3 separate regions of the Homo sapiens genome follow, and regions 2 and 3 are each linked to region 1. A link is a contact called in ENCODE Hi-C or POLR2A ChIA-PET data. All regions are on one chromosome and are shown on one strand. Each heading gives the region's core, a stretch centred on a gene start or an enhancer-like site at or near the end of the contact. The rest is flanking DNA. Distances are from core to core; before and after follow the strand shown.

The links. A loop is a pair of places that touch in the nucleus more often than their neighbours do. ChIA-PET counts read pairs that join two places held with the same protein, here RNA polymerase II (POLR2A). Pooled maps may share reads with other maps.
Region 2: a pooled map shows a loop between it and region 1 (3-fold over the local background). The contact joins the promoter of ISM1 here to the promoter of SPTLC3 in region 1. A Hi-C loop is called at or near these places in 1 of 37 single-sample maps with no recorded cell type and 8 of 50 pooled maps. POLR2A ChIA-PET finds 5 or more read pairs at or near these places in 1 of 52 experiments (CD4-positive, alpha-beta memory T cell).
Region 3: a loop to region 1 is called in a map of mammary epithelial cell, with 2.2 times the contacts of the local background. The contact joins the promoter of ISM1-AS1 here to the promoter of SPTLC3 in region 1. A Hi-C loop is called at or near these places in 1 of 168 maps with a recorded cell type or tissue (mammary epithelial cell), 3 of 37 single-sample maps with no recorded cell type and 10 of 50 pooled maps. POLR2A ChIA-PET finds 5 or more read pairs at or near these places in 1 of 52 experiments (CD4-positive, alpha-beta memory T cell).

Annotation. Positions count from the first base shown.
Region 1 is chr20:13,006,973-13,011,377 of GRCh38, reverse strand. It overlaps SPTLC3 (serine palmitoyltransferase long chain base subunit 3), which reads right to left and starts at 2,406. Exons shown (of 12, transcript NM_018327.4): 1 at 1,994-2,406. The coding sequence starts at 2,110.
Region 2 is chr20:13,219,397-13,223,596 of GRCh38, reverse strand. ISM1 (isthmin 1) reads right to left here and starts at 2,323. Exons shown (of 6, transcript NM_080826.2): 1 at 1,683-2,323. The coding sequence starts at 1,820. It also overlaps a transcript of TASP1 not described here. RefSeq lists silencers at 1,892-1,961, 2,421-2,540.
Region 3 is chr20:13,237,333-13,241,658 of GRCh38, reverse strand. ISM1-AS1 (ISM1 antisense RNA 1) reads left to right here and starts at 1,972. Exons shown (of 3, transcript NR_040043.1): 1 at 1,972-2,206; 2 at 2,555-2,675; 3 at 3,550-4,239. The region is part of intron 1 of ISM1 (isthmin 1); the gene reads right to left. It also overlaps a transcript of TASP1 not described here.

The sequences.
Region 1 (4,405 bases), core at 1,157-3,656:
TTAGGCCAGGCAGAACGTGTTTGGGAGACCAGCAGCCTAGGATTCTGTAAGCCTTTGCAGACTGCTTCTATCCACAGGCAAGGCTTTTGGTCTAGGCCTAGTTTGTTAAAGGGTCCCAAGGATCAAAACTGGTGGCAAAGGAACTTGAGAGTAAAGACAACTTCGTTCCCATCATGGAGGGGACAATAAGCCCTCGTTTGCCCTATTACACTATGATCTCAGCCGGGTTTTTTTTGTTCGTTTGTTTTTCTGAAAAATATTTTTTAAGCCATAATTGAGGCTCTCAATGAAAGCCAATTGTAGCTTAGTGACACCTAAATATGTCTGAGACAAGAGGCTCTGGATGGCCCTTCAGGAAGGCAACAGCAGCCCTGATGTTTTCGACCGTTCTTAGGGAAGCCTCAGTGTCCAAGGATATTTACAGTCTTGCAGCTGCACTTCATAATGAACCTTTAGAATCCTGGGTTTTATCCTTACTTAGGAGTGGTTATAACTGTCTAAGTTTCTAATCTCATACCTCGAATGTGATTATAAAACCAAGATAAAATAAATAAAAGGGAGAAAAGTTAAGAAGGAATCTCTTCCCAGATGAGATCCCTCAGGGTCAGAATAATCACAAGGGTAAGTAGATGAATAGCTTGTGAGTTACAGGCATTCCAGAGGCAAGGATCGTCTTGAGTAGTGGCCTGAATTGATATTTAGTGATGCATAAGTGGTGGATATTACTGCAATTTCCTTCATACAACTGACAGGAGTTGAGCACCTTCTCTTCACATTGCTCCAGGTTTCAGATCCTCAGGTGGGACAGGCCAGTTCTGAGGTTTCTGATAGACACCTCCCAGCGTTGGACAGTGCCTTTTGTTAAGAGGGGAATGCTTTTGGGGACCACAGCCTGTTTACACACAACTCAGGCTCTAGAGCTCCTTTAGCCTCTTCCAATTGCACACACGAATGTAATTCACTGAGAGGAGGACTGGCCCCAGCCAGACCCACCTGTCCTGTGATCTTAGAACAATCTGCCTTTCCTGTGGGTGGATACTTGCTCTCTGGATGATCAAATGATGGAAGATTGCATGGGGCTCCCTGTGCCACTTCTCTTTCCAAACAGGAGGCTACCTGTTTGACTACTTGGGCTTGCTCCTCAGGCAGATGAGCTCACTTCTGCTGCTCAGAGCAGAGTGACACGGGATGTCCTGTGGGGAGTGGGGAACTGCCTTACATAAGGACCTCACAGACCCAGGCTCTCTCTTAAAACAAGCTGACAACTTTCCTCGAGTTCCTCCTGCCTAGGACACTCTGCAAACATCCCGGTGCAATAAGAGTGAAAAAAAAAAAAAGTGTCAAGTTGGAAAATACAAGTTTGTTTTAAAGATGCTGTTCTGTTTTCTGAGAGCAGTGTGTCACAATCAGCCCTGCTTTCTGAAGTGTTTTGGAAAAGAATGTCTGTGACGTCACATTTCAAAGAAATACTGTGGCCTCAAATCAAGTAGTGAGCTAAAACAATGCTCCACTACACACCAATAATAACTCGCCTTTCAAACAGTGATGCATTTCTCATGGACCTGGGAAGAATGCCATCTCCACCACATAATGTCAGCAAAATGTACTTTCACTTCCTCTTTTTCTTCTGAAGCATGACGGTTGTAGCAGGTCTCTTGGACAAAAATATATGCAAAGAGTTGGAACTTTCTTAATTCTTCCCTCCCCGCAAAATGCTTGAGACAAAAGTCTAGTAGGTACATTTGTATTTTAGGGAGCCTGAAGCTGTGTGAGTCTGTGTGTATCCTCTTTTGCATACAGAAGACATTTTCTCCTTAATCCACACCTAAACTTTTTGGTAGCCAAGCACTTTCTATTAACAGAGTCAACAGTCAAAACATGTAAAAACCCTTCATAAGATGAACTCTAAGTTAGGACAGCCTCAAATATCTTCACAGAGAAATATTGAAACGTTCAGGTAATTCAGAGAAGAGTAGGGGAGAGTGCCTCTTACCTGGGCTTCCTTCACTATTCCATTCTTTGTGCAGTTTCTGCTTTGTGAGCCATTGCTCTGTTTCTTGTGATTGTGAAGTTTCCCGTTGCAAACAGCACCACCTCCAGGGTTAGCCATGGGTGTGAAGTGACAGAGCCCGGGACAGGTTTTCCTTCAGAGGTCTCTGCAGGCTTTAGTTTTCAGTCTGCGAGGGGATGGGATAAAGCTCTTTGGGGCTGAGCCCTTAAAGGAATCTTACCAATCAGGCTTTTCCAGAAGAAGAGCAACAGCCTATCTTTTTGTCAGATCGTTGAAACTAAAACAAATGGTTACCTTTATACTTCTCAACTCCCGTCAAAATGTGAACTCCATGGCAACAAACCTGCTTCCGAAACTGTAAAGGAGATTGTCCATGCTGGCTCCTTCTGGGGACTGAGGGAACCTGGGGACTGAACAACCCAGTGGCAAAGTGTGAGGAGGCGGGCTGGGAGGTGGAGAGTCTTTTAAAGACACACACACACAGCACACTCACAGAGTCTTCTAAGTAACTGAGTTCTGAGTTAACCTCTTTTTCCCACCCCCTCTCTCCTGCATGTAATTGTGGTTTTTGGTTGTAAACCAAGCTCAAAAGTTAATATTTCTTTTTGCTATAAAATAGCATTCAGAGGTGGTTGCCAGGGCCTGGAGGGATGAGGCAAAGGGAAGTTATTGTTTAATGGGTACAGAGTTTGAGCTGGAGCAGATGAAAAAGGTATAGTGATGGATCAGTGCACAACAATGTGAATGTACTTAAACTAAACTGTGCACTTAAAAATGATTAAAATGGTAAGTTTCATGTGATGTATACATTTCCATAATTTACAAATGATTTGAAAAGATTTTTAAAAACCCAGTATTCAAAACCAACCTATGTTAAAATCAGTACTATAATAAGGGGGTACCAATCCATCAAGAATTCCAGTAAGACAGATGTTGAGGAGACAGAATATTTGATGACTGCGTTATCTTTATCTCGTGACCTTGGGGGAGGTATTTACCCACTTTATGCCTCAGTTTTTCCATCTATAAAATATCTGCTGAGGTAGAACAAAAATCATGCTGTAGCTTGGGTTTGTTACTGACGCAGGTGTGAGGTGGTTGATGACTGCAGGGTCCCAGTCCTGAAACACATCTGGTTTACTCACTAACTCTTATTCTCTCAATGCATGAATCTTCAAGGCTTTGTTTCTTCCTACCATCATCAAATGGCATGGTGACATGATTTGCTGGAGAGTCATTACAACCTGTTGAGTCTTCCCAAGTCCACCCTTGTGGTTTTCCTGAGTCGAGACTTCTTTAGCATCAGACTCTAAGAAAAGAAACCAATTTATTGGGGCAGTAGACAAAAACAAACAATCAAACACACACACACAAACAAAAAGAAAGAAATGGCCCCTGTTTCCAGAGCCTCATGTCCTGTAACTCAGCTCCCTTGGACAGGGTTCAGTTCTACTCCAGATTAATGTAGCTTTTGGAGGTGGACATGCTAACGCTTCTCCTAACTATGACTTGCATATGAGGGTACCTGCCTTTACCATCCCAAGGAATGCTGGAGGAATAAGATAAGGCCTGAGGCCAAGGTGAAAGACGGAGTTAATACCAAGTGTGTTCAGCCCAGTTTGTGTCTCAAGTTCAAAAATTTTATCGCATTTCTCTCAACCTTTATCATCAAAGTAGAAGTAGATTTTCACTGGTCTCTCCCTTCCATGGCTGTTTCACTGAGATTTGGGGGCTAAACTCTTGTAGGTTTATTTTCTTCTAAGATTTAGGAAATGGAGAGATGAAGAGGTAGAGGGGAGCACTATTGTTGGCCCAACTGCCTCACGTTACTTAGAAAGACAAGTTGAAGAGAGGGCGTTATTTTCCCTGAGCTCTATTGCTCAGTGCAAAGCATTTTTTTAATAAAGATTTTGAAATAAAACTTTTTTAACATTAGATGTCTCTTTTCTTTCTTCTTTTCTTCTTCTCCATCTCTTTCCTCTTTTCACATTTGTCCTTTTCCCTTTCCTCCCCCACCCTCCTCTTCTTTTTCTTCTTCTTTTTCAAATTTTCTTTTTACAAGGGACAAAAGGTATATATAAAATAAATCTTAAAACACAGCTGAATTCTGCTTTCTCCGTTTCCTTCCCCTAATTGCAATTGCTAAGGTTAGGTAATCACACATAGATTTCTGAGAAATATCTACTACGTGCTCTCACTCTTGAAACTTTTCTATTTTACTTACCGTATTGGAATGTGTGCATTGTTGTGTGTACAAAATTATATTAACACACCAACCATTTGGCATCAGGCACTGCTGGTATGTATAGTCAGTGGTGACTCATTGCTTCATACCATCTCCAGTTAAAATAAGCGAAGAGTTCTGTTGAAGTCAGTGGTAGGTTTAGGTTTAAG
Region 2 (4,200 bases), core at 1,074-3,573, 210 kb before region 1:
GTGTACTTTTCTACTGTTTTGTAATTGCGTGCAATAATCACCTTGCTTTAGTCTATCCTGGTAGAGACAAAATTTGGTGTAATCAAGAGTTTGGAATGTCTGAACTTTGACAAGTTTTTTAACCTCTCTGTACCTCAGTTTTTGCATCTGTAAATGAGGCTATATTAACAGTACCATGTCTTGTAAGATTATGGTTAAATTAAGTGAGTTAAATTCTGTAAAGTACTTAAAACGGTGGCACGTAGTAAACACAATGGAAGTGTTTTATTAGTTTTCTCTTTACGGTAAAGTTTTTCGCAATAAATTGTATAAAGATGTAAAAAGTGAATTATCAAAGACAATGAATATAAAGGCCTTTGGGAACAATGAATAATGCTTATTTCATTTTATTTATTTATTTATTTATTTTATTTTATTTTATTTTATTTTATTTTTTTTTTGAGACGGAGTCTCGCTCTGTCGCCCAGGCTGGAGTGCAGTGGCGCGATCTCAGCTCACTACAACCTCCCGGGTTCAAGCAATTCTCCTGCCTCAGCCTCCCGAGTAACTGGGACTACAGGCGTGCGCCACCACGCCCAGCTAATTTTTGTATTTTTAGTAGAGACGGGGTTTCACCATGTCGGCCAGGATAGTCTCCAACACCTGGCCTGAGGTGATCCACCCGCCTCTGCCTGCTAAAGTGCTGGGATCACAGGCGTGAGCCACCGCGCCTGGTTTGAGCAGATTTTAGGAGCCAGAGAATCCCCTCTGCCTCCTGGGAAAATCCCTGCTTGCTTTTGCCTATGCTCCAAGTTTACAGTTGTCCCACCCCTAGACTCAAGGAAAGGCGCTAACATAGCGGCAGGAAATGCCTAGCTGGGCAATTCTATTCCTAAGTCAGAACTCACATTATGTCTGACCGTCCACTACGCCCTCTCCTTGCCCTGAAGTTGAAATGGATAAACAGAATCCCATTGCTAAAGCGACCTTCAACGGGGAAGATCCTTGGGAGAAAGACTTTGCTACAAGTTTAAAAGCCCCAGGTAACCCTGGCCCAAATCACTACCGGTGCCTTCACTCTGCACCTTCCCCATGACCAAGGGGGCACAAGGGGGGAGGGGGGAACCTCAGGCGAGGCTCCCGGAGGAAGAGGAACACTGGAAGCAAGGGAACCCTGAGGGTGAGGAGGGGATGCCTGGCTATTCTCCTTGGGAAATTATGTCCTGACCTTTGGCATTGCTTCCTAAAGGGGTAGACTCCCGGAGTTCTTTCTCCCAAAGACTTCAGGGATATCATCCTATAAAGTCTCCTTGCGTCCCTCCAGCCTCGAGTAACATTACTCAGCCTCCGAAGGGCAACGAAAGACTGGTAGCACCCCCAAGCAAGCACATTCTCCACACTTCCTCTGCTCATCCCAAACCTCGCTCCTTCCCACCTCCCCACCAACCCCGCACCTGACCCGTGACAGACAGAACTGAAGGAGCGCAGCCCGCAGACCTGGAAGCCGGGTGCAGCCTCCAGGCACGTGCCCCCGCTCCGCCTCTGCCTAAGTCAAGTGGCCCGGGCAAAACTACTGCCAAAACAGTTGCTCTTAGGTGGGGCAGGGGACCTGCCTCCCTGCATCCACCCGGCACTAGCTCAGCACCCCCGCCCCACAAACCGTCCCCGCAGCCGCGCACGGCCCTCTCCGGCGGCGCACTCACCTGCAGCTGGGCTTGGCTGGCGTTGCCCGCGGCCGCGTCGGGCCCGTCGGCGGCTCCCGAGCCGCGCAGCACGGTGATGTGCAGCGTGAGCAGCAGCAGCCCCAGCAGCAGCAGCAGCTCGGCCGCCAGGCGCACCATCCTTTTGAGACGCGCGGCTTTAGGACCCGGCGCGGCGGCCGGCGGCGGCGGCGGTGACGCCGGGGGAGGAGGAGTAGGAGCCCGGGAGCCCGGCAGCGCGGCTCCCGCCTCGGCTCCCGCCAGGGCTCCGCTTCCCGGGCCCGCGGGGCTGGCGCTGGGCGCGGCGGGGTGTGCGGGGCCGGGGGAGCAGGAGCTGCCGGCGCCGCCGCCGCCGCCGCCGCCGCACCACGGCGGAGCCACCGCGAGGCCGGGGGTGTCCAAGCCGGCTGCGGAGCAAGCCCCGGCGCTGCCTGGCGGCGGCGGCGGCGGAGACGGAGACTGGGTCCCGGGACAGCCCGGGACCCGGGCCGGGCCGGAGGCCACCCTGCTGGCAGGGGGCTGCGGGGTCGGCGGCGGGGCGGGCGCAGCCGAGCCCCCGAGCGCACATGGGCGCCCCAGATGTGGCCGCGGCGCCGCAGCTGGAGCGGGAGCGGCCGCCAGAGAAGCGCGGGGAGGAGGAGGAGGAGAAGGAGAAGGAGGAGGAGGAGGAGGAGGAGGAGGAGGAGGAGGAGGAGGAGTAGGAGGGCTTCAGCTGCGGCCGGGAGTTACCTCCACGCTTGGCGCCCCCGCCCTCGCCGCCCCGAGCCACTCACCCGGCAAGCCACCTCCACTACTCTCCGCGCTCCTCGGGGCCGCCTGCCGCGCCGCCCCGCACTCGGAGTCCCGGGGAGGGCCGGTTCCAGATGGGGGCCCCGGGCACACCGAGGTTGTCACGGTTTGGCGGTAGCCGGGGCGCCCTCGGCGGCAGCGTCAGCCTGCCGGGCTGTACCAAGTGCCCGCTGCCGAGGTCGCTGTGACGGGCGCGGGTAGAGCCCTTGTGCACACTGAGGCTCGGGGCTGTGGGTGGGTGGGGTGGTGCCTGGGCTGCTTTAGAAACCTTTATTGGCAAACTGGAGCTGGAGTTGCAGTGATGGAAAACGGAGGGGGCGCCGGACAAGCCATGCGTCTGCCTGCGACCCCTGCCTGAAGCAGTCGGGGGAGAGGAGGAGTGCCAAAGTGTCGTTCCGAAGGGTCTTGACACTTGCTGGGCCGCCCGCTAGCCGGGCACGGCTGTTCGCGGATCCGCGGCGCCCCGTAGAGCCTGGGAAGGGAGGGGAGTCCGACTCTCTAGGCGTTCGTCTGGTCACGGGCGCAGGTGTTGGCTGGAAGCTGCAGAGACGCAGTGCCCGCGGCTCAGGCGCTCAGGAACTCGGAGTGAATCTCAGCTCTAGTGGGCTTGCCTCTGTGGGGGGCTCATCCCGGGGGTGCCGCGCCCAGAGGGGATTTGGGGGCTGGCGTCGCGCAGCTGTCGATCCCGGGCCACCGCCTCATGACCGCGCTGCAGCCTCGGGCTCCCGCGTGCGGCTCATGCCTTGCAGTGGGCGGTTGGCGAATGGAAGGGCTCTGGGATCCGGCTGAGGGCGCGGAGTCCGAGCGTCAGATGCTAGAGCGAACTGTGTCGGTCCGTGGCACCGCGCACTTCCCTCCTTGACCTTGCTCGGGCTCCCGCCTTACCGAAGTGACTCGGAGTAGCGGACGCTCAGTCCGGCCGGGACTTTTATACTGCGCTTCCCCTCCTCCTACCCGTTCCCTCCCTTCCTCCTCCCCAGCGCCGGCCCAGCCCTTCCCTCCCAGCGAGCCAAGACCTAGTCCACGCGTTCGCACACAGCCGCGTCGCACATTTCCAAGCCTTTCCCGCGTCCCGGACCCCAGTGCCTCCGGGATGGAGCCTCCGAATTCTCCCTTGGTGAATGAAATTAAATAAATAATCAACTCTTTCTTGACGGCACGCCTCCCTTTCCCCCTCCCCAATTTCCTACCTTCCTTCTCCGCGTCCTAGAAAGATTTAAGATTCTTAATTCAACTGCTTTCGAGTTCTCGCAAGGCATCTCAACCAAGTATTAACCAAATTAAGGCAAACCCTTGCGCCTTTGCGAAGGTTCCTCCGGTCACCGCGGTACTTTGCAGAATTTAAATAGCGGTAGTTAAGGTAGGGTCTGCTGGTTGGGCTTATTTGTGCCCGGGAGAGGAAGGGCTTGCTGCCTCCTTAAAGATGCCTGAAGCATCTTTAAAATTCTAACTAACTCCAGCATCTTATTAATAAATTGGCAGCTGTTTATAGAGTCTGCTATATTTTTTCCTTTTCATTATTTTTTTTTGGGTGGGGAACGGTGCGAGGGAGGAGGGGAGATGTTTGGAGGGGTGCTTGCTTTGGATTTTTAGGCAGCCGGGCCTGTCAGACATCTTATTTCTATCTCTAGGCTCTAAAATGCCAATAATTGTCACTGGAGTGCGGGTCGGGGGGAGTGGGGGGAAACGCGAAACAATAACCGTCCGTATTTCAGATGGGAGATCAAAGAGG
Region 3 (4,326 bases), core at 723-3,222, 230 kb before region 1:
CTACTTGTGCTCCTGCCCTCACTTCATATTTCACTGATGGAACAGGAGTCATGAGATGGTAACTCTTTTATTACCATCACTCTATTTATACTCCTGTCTGCATAGCTCATTTTCTTTCTCTTCCCAATTGTTACACAGAACAAGCTTTCCTGCTTCTGTGAAAGGCCAATGCTCACACATAGCCCCTTGCCTTCTTGAAGAATTCACTCCTCATTTCTCCTCTCTCAGTTTTGCATCATCAATCTCTCCCTTTCTATTGGATCGTTCTCATCAGCCTCACAGATGCCCTGGTATCTCTGATCTTACATGAACCAAAAACTCTTTTTTGACCACATGTTCATATATCTCCCCTTTTTATAGTAAAACTTTTGCAAGACTTATTTGTATATTCTGTCTCCATTTCCTCACCTTCCATTTGTTCCTTTACCCAATAGACACTGGAGTCTGTTCCCATGATGCCTCTGCAACTGCAGAGCAGTTGGTGACCTCATTCAGGTCACCAGTCATGGCTGCGTTGCCCAGTTGAATGAGCACTTCTCTGGCCTCATCTTTTTTGTTCTCACAGCAGCATTCGATAGAAGTCCTCTCTCCTTAAGGCATTCTTCTCCCCTGGCTTCTGTGACACACCTCTTGGTTCTCCTTTTACCACTTTCATCATGACACCTCACTCTCAGCTCCCTGTCCACTTCACAGCCTCCCTGCTATTATCTTCACTTACATGTCCCAGAGGCATCTCATATTCCACATGTCCCATATAAATCCACTGACATGAACTCTACCCTTGTGAAACTGGAAGCTGTCTTTGACTCTTCACTTCTTAACTCTGAAATGCAATCCAACAGCATATCCTGTTGGCTCTGTCTCAGAACTGTGCCTTGCATCCATCCACTCTTCTCTACCCTGGTCCACATCCCATCACCTCTTACCTGAATTATTGTGAAATTTTCTAACATATCTATGTTCTTCCCTCTCATTATCCACTGATCAGATGGAGCCATCATTTAGAAGCTCTTCAATGGCTGCTTCCTCACCAATCCTAGAACAGCCATATTCTTTATCATGACCTGCAAAATCCTTGCTTTTTTCTGCAAGTTCATGTGCCACTTTCTTCCTTACACACTGTTCTCCAGTCTCTTTTCCATCCCTTAGTCATGCCAAAGTCCTTCCTATCTCAAGGCTTTGGTGTTTGTGATTCCGTCTGCCTGACTGGCTCTCCTGAGTTCTTTGCAGAGCTGGTCCTTTTATTCCCCCAGCTCAGGACTCAAGTGTCACTTTTCCATCAAGTCCTTCCTTGACCACCCTCTTTTAGTAGGAACTCCCAGTTATTCCCTATCTTTTGCTCCCTGTTTATGTCCTGCTAAGCACCTATCACAATCTATAATAATTCCTTTATTCTGAATCAATTATTGTCAGTTTTCTTTCTAGAACATAAGCTTGTTCTCTATTGAATCTCCAGTGCCTAGCACAATATCTGCTGATCACAGCCACGCGATATGAAAGTGCTGAATGAATGAATGGAATTGTAGAATGCCATGTGGCTGGGCAGTGCTCAATGCTTATATGTACATTATTTCATTTGCCTTACTGCAGTTTGGTTGTATATTAAATAAAAGAGACAATTCATGTCCATTTAATTACCTTTCTGCTCCTGTAACAACCTAAGAGCAACCACCATGTAGCAGGATCCCAGCACTTTAGATGTACACTTACTCTAATTCTCTTTAGCTAAGTGGGGCTATAAAAACTTTTACAGATGTTCAGAAATGGGGGATTGTGTGGCTTCATGAAAGATGACTTGCTTTGGAGTCTGGTACTGGCTGTAGGATAAATGAATGGTATGGTCTTAGCCAAATCTTTTAATTTCTCCAGGTTTTAGATTCTTTGTCAATGAAATGAGACATTGGGGCTTGGCTTTCTTGCCTACAACAACATTCTAGAATTTGGTGAGTGTCTGCAACCTGCCTTCTAAACAGAGTGCCTCACCATGGAGTGCAGGTGGGTTGGAGCACAGATGAAGCCCCGGTCCAACCTGGGCATTCCTGCAGCCATGTGCAGTGACCCTTGTGTATGTGAGTACCTGTCATGTGCCCACGTATCCTGGTGGCACAAAAGGTACTTCATGTAGATTGTCAGGACCAAGACACAGAACGTTCTTGGGGCACACCACAATAATTCCCCCACTAGCATTCACCTTAAGATGAAAGAAGTAAGTAAAACCCTTCTCAGATCTCAGGGAGGACCCTGCAGATGGATCCCTGAAAACTTAAGGCCAAGGCCATTCATGCCCATTATTGGGTTCGTCCAGACCTTAGCATTAATCCTGGCCTTGGTGAATAAGAAGTGAAAGAACCATTGTGGGGCATGAGAGAACCACACCAGACAGAGTTTCAGGGCAATGAGTCCCTGGGGAGAACCTGGAACAGAACTTCGAATACCTAGTCTGCCACAGATTTTTTCCTGAGAACTTGCCTTTCATTATTTCTATTTAATACCTGCTGTTCAATGTTTAGATTCACTCTCTTTGTGATCCCAATGCCTCTTCAAATGTTTCCAGTTTTTTTCTAGTTGATGTGGATTCCCCAGATTTATCTCATTTCATGATGTCTTCGGAATTGCATGTTGTGCCACCATCACACTTCACACTCTCAGTAAGGAGCTCTCAGTTGTCTCACCTGGTTCGTGTCTTCCTGAATGTACCAGTGAGGGGAGCAGAGAGGGAAGGATGCACTGAGTTGTTAGCCTTTTTCCAGCAAAGTATGGAGAGCTGAACCTTTTCAGGAGTAATGGGTTAAACAGAAGTGGATGACTTGCCCACTCTTTAGAACGTTGTATCCTCTATGGGCTGATCAACTGCTATCATGAGTGAACCTGAAAGGATTATTCTGGATTGGTCAGTTTTCAGGAGGCTGGTCATTTTGATCGTAGATGTGACTTTCTCCACCACCTGGGTCAGACTCCATGTGAAGCCAAAAACATCCTGTATATTATAAATAATTTTACTTTTTTCCTTCTTGGAAAGTTAATAACATTCTTCATTTTCTGATAGGCATAAAAACAACTTTGTTGTTTTCTAGTTGAGTTCTAGTATCTGGAAATGCTAATAAGTCTGTGAGATTTTCACACTGGAATTATGTGGAGTGATGTCCATGTGGGTATTGGGGAACTATGTATAATCGATCCAGGAGTTTAATTTGGCCCCAACCCTTAAAAAAATGTTTACCCTACTGAAGGGCAGCTCCAAATAAGTTAATGAGTAATGGGCTATGAATTTTGCCATTTTGCCTGATTTTAGTGAGGTGGCCCTCTGGTTTGAAGTAGATTGCCTCTCATTAATGACCTTCTCAAGAACTTTCAGAGCCTAGGGAGAGGGCTAGAGCATAAAAATATAATTCAAATTAGTCCCCAAAAGTCACCATGTCCAGTAGAAGTCTCTCAGGCCCATGGCTGGACTTCTGGGAATGTTTGGGCAATGTAACCACAGTGATGTTTATTAAATGGAATGTCCACCTCACAGTGCTCTCAAAAGTATTCTTTTTTTTAAATTTTAAGTTATTGCTCCTCTTTATTGTAAACGATGTCCTATAAAGAAGATATATGTCTACAATTGAGCTTTGAAGGAGGACCATGGAGCCAGTTCCTTTTAAGGGGAATGAAGTCAAGCAGTAAATTTGCTGGTCACTCTTTTCATATGGACCGCATCTCAGCCAGCAGTTGGTCTTTGATGTTGTAACAATGGCACTGGGACCTGAGGCAGAGGAGCACCCCCATAATACTGAAACCAGCCTGCATTCATTCTAATTTGGAGAACAATCTGTGGGATAGTACGCACATCAGGGAGCCCAGAGAGTGAACTCCAGGGCTGTGGGTAATCTTTCCCAGTGAAAATCAGCCATCTCTTCTACACCATGTACCCTGCCTGCTGCATTCTTTACTCTTTTATTAAAATTGAAGTATGATATTCCTACAGAAATATACACATATATAACTCTACAACTCAATGAGATTTCACAAACTGAAGACACCTAGGCAACCAATGCCTAGATCAAGAGGCAAAACATTACCAGCACCCTAGCTGCCCTCCTTGGACTCCCTTTTCATCACTTCCCTGACAAAGGTAACTCTCTTCCAACAGCACAGGTTCCTTTTTCCTGGTTTTGAACTTTACCTAAACAGAATTATCCAGCATGTACTTTACTGTGCCTGGTTTCCTTCACTCAACATTACATTTGTGAAATTGTGCATGTTGCATATAGTTGTCATTTGTTCATTCCCACTGTGTACACTTAACTACCTTATTATCCATTCTGTTGATGGCATTGGGGTTGT